Linked DNA regions of Homo sapiens: region 1 is linked to region 2. A link is an interaction called in ENCODE POLR2A ChIA-PET data of the cell type or tissue named here. Cell type or tissue: Caco-2. All regions are shown on one strand.

The links. ChIA-PET counts read pairs that join two places held together with the same protein. Peaks named below come from ENCODE experiments on the same cell type or tissue, not always from the same donor. Only the 100,000 strongest peaks of a DNase experiment are listed, where the experiment ranks them.
Region 1: POLR2A ChIA-PET joins it to region 2 with 7 read pairs; 3 of 35 experiments call an interaction of 5 or more read pairs at or near these places.

The regions. Positions count from the first base shown.
Region 1 is chr11:14,317,780-14,320,279 of GRCh38, forward strand. All of the region lies in intron 1 of RRAS2 (RAS related 2), which reads right to left. Among named protein-coding and RNA genes, the nearest start is that of RRAS2, 40 kb to the right of the region's middle. In Caco-2, no CTCF peak of the experiment used is centred here; no DNase peak of the experiment used is centred here.
Region 2 is chr11:13,938,904-13,941,403 of GRCh38, forward strand. No RefSeq gene overlaps it. Among named protein-coding and RNA genes, the nearest start is that of LINC02683, 15 kb to the left of the region's middle. RefSeq lists an enhancer at 1-186. In Caco-2, no CTCF peak of the experiment used is centred here; DNase peaks (open chromatin) are centred at 1,298 and 1,565.

The DNA of each region.
Region 1 (2,500 bases), 380 kb after region 2:
GGGGAGCTGAGCACAGTGGCTCATACCTGTAATCTCAGCAAGTCAGGAAGCCAAGGCTGGAGGATCAATTCAGCCCAGGAGTGCAAGGCTGAGGTGAGCTACGATTGCACCACTGCCCTCCAGTCTGGGCAACAGAGTGAGAGAATGTCTCTAAATAAGTAAATAAATGTATGAAGAGGACAACTGTAAAATAAGCCACATTTCTAAAAGAGAATCAGGTCATTTTCAAACGGAGCAGGAAGAATAAAGGAATCATTTTCATGATATTTCCCCTCACTGTTAGGACTAAAGCTGTCCTTTATACAGGAAAAGGAAACCCTGTCTTCGCAAAATCCTGAAGGCTTTTCTATGTGTAAACCCTAGAGAAATACCTGTCAAATGAGTAACTATCCTAATAAATCCTATATGGATGTTCACTTCTTTTAATACTTGAGTGCAGCCGGGCGTGGTGGCTCATATCTGTAATCCCAGCACTTTGGGAGGCCAAAGCGGGTGGATCACCTGAAGTCAGGGGTTCAAGACCAGTCTGGCCAACATGGAAAAGCCCCATCTCTACCTACTAAAAGCACAAAAATTAGCAGGGCGTAGTTGCGCATGCCTGTAGTACTAGCTACTTGGGAGGCTGAGGCAGGATAATCACTTGAACCTGAGAGGCAGAGGTTGCAGTGAGCTGAGACCATGCCACTGCACTCCAGCCTGGGTGACAGAGAGAGAATCTGTCTCAAAACAAACAAACAAACAAAAAAAAAAACCTTGAGTGCCCAGGGATGAGATGGCACCTATTCAATTAACCATCCTGATAAGAAAAGCAAAACCCTTCTCTCACAGGAAGGCTCCTGAGCCCAGCCAGGTGCAGCACTACCTGTGTCTCCCAGTGCTGTAGTCATTCCAGCTCAGCAGGGCAGTGGAACAGCTGAGACAGAAGAAATGTTTCCTGAGGAAGGCAGAGTGTTTAGGAAAGATAACCCAAACACGGACATTTTGTACATTCTTTCAGTCCCCACTTTGGACTATTGAAAAGTAAATATAAATCAGACTTTTACAAAACTTAAGTATTAAACTTCAAATTCCTTCAGGGAAACATATCTGTATACTTTGACTCACACTTACTGACTTGGCAACAATACAGCTATCATTTACTATGTGTCAGGCACTAAGTGCTTTACCATATTAATTCATTGAAACCTCACAGTCCATGAAGTAGGTGGTCTTATTATCGTCTCCATCATACAGGTGAGGAAAGACTTTAAGTAACTTGCCCAGTCACGAGGCTAGTAAGCATGGAGCAGAAATTGATTCCCAGCAGTCTGGCTCAATTCTGTGCCCCAAATTACATCATTACAATGAGAGCTACCTTCAGAAAACAAAAATAAATGTATTGCCCCTGCTTTCTCTAGATTCATGGAGTAACATGTCCAGATTTTCTCAAATCCATCTCCCCATACACCTCCGTCAATCCTGACATTTGGCAATAATGCCAAGCAGGAAAAGAAGCTTTTCCCAAGGTATGTGAGTAAAACCTGTACTACAATAAAAATTATATTAACTATTCAGGTTCCCTCTGTCTTTTTTTTTTTTTTTTTTTTTTTTGAGACGGAGTCTCGCTCTGTCGCCCAGGCCGGACTGCGGACTGCAGTGGCGCAATCTCGGCTCAGTGCAAGCTCCACTTCCCGGGTTCACGCCATTCTCCTGCCTCAGCCTCCCGAGTAGCTGGGACTACAGGCGCCCGCCACCGCGCCCGGCTAATTTTTTGTATTTTTAGTAGAGACGGGGTTTCACCTTGTTAGCCAGGATGGTCTCGATCTCCTGACCTCATGATCCACCCGCCTCAGCCTCCCAAAGTGCTGGGATTACAGGCGTGAGCCACCGCGCCCGGCCGGTTCCCTCTGTCTTCTAAGAGCACAGATAACTGCAAGTTTACCATACATGATGGAGAATTTCTGCTACTTCCCCTGTAAAATATTTTCAAAATATCTTACTCACTCAACTGATAAAAGGTGATAAACCTACCTAAAAGACTTTTGGTGAAGAGAAGTAAGTATCAGTTGTATTTTTCAGAGCGCAGAAAAGTTGTGTGATCAAAACAACAAAAATAAGATTATAATTCCAGTTTACTGATGGACTCGAAAAACATATACGTTATAAAACAACTAAACAACTCAACTGTAGCTATGTTACATGTTTAAAATGAACTAATCATTGTAAAAATGTTTAAAGAATGGGAATGATAGCAGAAGAAAAATGTCACCATGAGAGAGTATAAAGATGGGTTAAAGGTTTTCTTCCTGCAAAACTCAATTTGTTTATTAAGTTGTAGCACTGCCCACCCACCGCACCCCACAAAAAAAGCCACATTCATTTGAGGTCACTTTACCTCCTGCTATTTCCTTTGCAGTGAGTCTGCAAAGTTCTAATGCACGGTGCTGATTTTATTCATTGAACAGAAAGCAATTGAGTGAAACATACAAGCAACTAAACCTTTGGCATCCTGTGAAACCAC
Region 2 (2,500 bases):
ACATTTATGTCTGCAGAGGTTTCTGCTGCCTTTTTTTCAGCTATGCCCTGCCCCCAGAGGTGGAGTCTACAGAGGCAGGCAGGCCTCCTTGAGCTGCGGTGGGCTCCACCCAGTTCGAGCTTCCCTGCCGCTTTGTTTACCTACTCAAGCCTCAGCAATCGTGGGCGCCCCTCCCCCAGCCTTGCTACCGCCTTGCAGTTGGATTTCAGACTGCTGTTCTAGCAATGAGCAAGGCTCCGTGGGCATGGGACCCTCCATGCCAGGCACGGAATATAATCTCCTGGTGTTCCATTTGCTAAGACCATTGGAAAAGTGGTATTAGGGTGGGAGTGACCTGATTTTCCAGGTGCTGTCTGTCACAGTTTCCCTTGGCTAGGAAAGGGAATTCCCTGACCCCTTGTGCTTCCCGGGTGAGGTGATGTCTCGCCCTGCTTCAGCTCACACTCGGTGAGCTGCACCCACTGTCCTGCACCCACTGTCTGACAAGGCCCTGTGAGATGAACCCAGTACCTCAGTTGGAAATGCAGAAATCACCTGTCTTCTGCATCACTCATGCTGGGAGCTGTAGACTGGAGCTGTTCCTATTCGGCCATCTTGGAACCGCCCCCTCTCATTTTCATAATAAGGTTATAGATTCACCTGAAAGGGAATGCAAAAGGAAAGGGGAACACAAATCTGGAAAACTAGCATTTAACTTCACTAATGAGCAATTAAATGCAAATTAAAATCGAAATGGTATTAATTTAGGCAACAATTTTTACATGAGCAAACCCGAGTCCACAGGGAAGGGGGTTCTTTTTCCTGTGACAAGGTAAGTTGGTGCAGCCCTTTTGGCAGGGAACTTGCACTGTGTAATAACAGCTGCAAAAGGCAATTCCATTTAACAGTCATTTAATTCATTTAACACACAGCCATAGAGCTGCTTGAGAATTTTTCATAACGCCATGATGGAAATTACCTTCTTCTCATGGGAATTCCATTTAAGAAGGGGTCACATGGTACTATTTACTATTCTCCCAACTACCTGTCAATCTGGTATCTCTCCCATGGGGCTCACTGGGAGAAGCCAGCTTCTGCTACAGGGTCACATTAATTACCGTAGCCCTTAGGATCCTGTCTCCAGAGGACCCAGGTAGAGCTGGAGCCCAAGAACAGTCCCTTCCTGATGTGGGCAGGAAACTCTAGCTTCCTTATTAAGGACACCTCCCAGCTCTCCAAAGTTGAACAGCCTGACTTTGTCACTGTGATTCACATTCCTCTCATCTCTTCTTGATGACCTGGCTGCCCCGTCACTCTGGCCCCAGGGGATACTGTTTTTCCTTTAACATCCTTACTTCATTCTGAGTGCTGCTTCAGAAGGAAGGGGCCCACAGCTCTCTGCCAATGATTTAATTCCAAATACTCTTTTTTTCATCGCCCCAACCCAGACCCCATCCCCTTCCCAGCAGCCTGGAGGTCCTGAGCAAATGAATTCCTGGTCATGACCTTTCCCTATAGTCTTCCTGGACATGGTCACCTCCACTCTTGATGCCCTCCGGGTCTTGGACAGCACACTTTTAAATCTAAGTACTGTTAGCTCCGCCTGGGCCCAGGGCAGCGGGTGGGGCAGGGGGTCAGAGAGCACAGGCAGGAAGCATGCTCCTGTGCCCTTCATTGCCTGGTATTGATTTTCTCCCATCCCTCACTCTTCCACTGCCCCATAAAGAAGTCAGAGTTGTAAAGCTGTCAGGACATTTTCTATGAGACAGGTATGCAGAATGGAAGTGTTGTTAGTGGCTCTTAAAGAAAGAAACCGGGTGGCTCTGTGGTAGTCTCTGGCATTGTTGTGGGCTGTGCATAGAGAATGGGGTTTGGAGAGAGACCTGCACTGTCAAGGATGTGGTTGCTGATGTTTCTAGAGATGAGGGAACACCATGGCTAATTCCTTCCCTCAGTAAGTAGCACGACACACAAAGGAGCTGCTGCACTGCTTCAGTTTCCCAAGATGAGGGTGAAAGCTCAGTGTAACTTAAAGTTTCTGCACCTCCATGGATGCATCTGTAGTCCAAGAGAGAGAGAAGGACGGAAGAGCTGAAGGTATTTATACCTTACAGAATCCATGCATCAAGGGAAACACATTGTCCACCTTGCAGGATGTTGCAAAGGTGTTTTGTTTGCTGTAACACTCTCTAATCAAAATCCACCTCTGCCATTTACTAGCTCTATGGCATCAGGCAAGGTACACAAGCTTTCTGAGCCTCAGTTTTCTCATCCCTCAAAATGGGGCTATTTAATACCTACTTGCAGAGATGCTGTAAATATAAAAGTAGAATCCTATAAAATAATCTAATGTCTTGCATATATATATATATATACCTTTTTTCAATAAATACTTCCTTTGTTTTTCAATTGTTGGCCAGAGCCCTTAACCCAATATCGGTGTGACTGTTAATGTTTTAACAGGGGCTTATGGATCTGTTCCAGGACTTGGTGGTTTCCTGGTTTAACAAAGCCCTCTAAT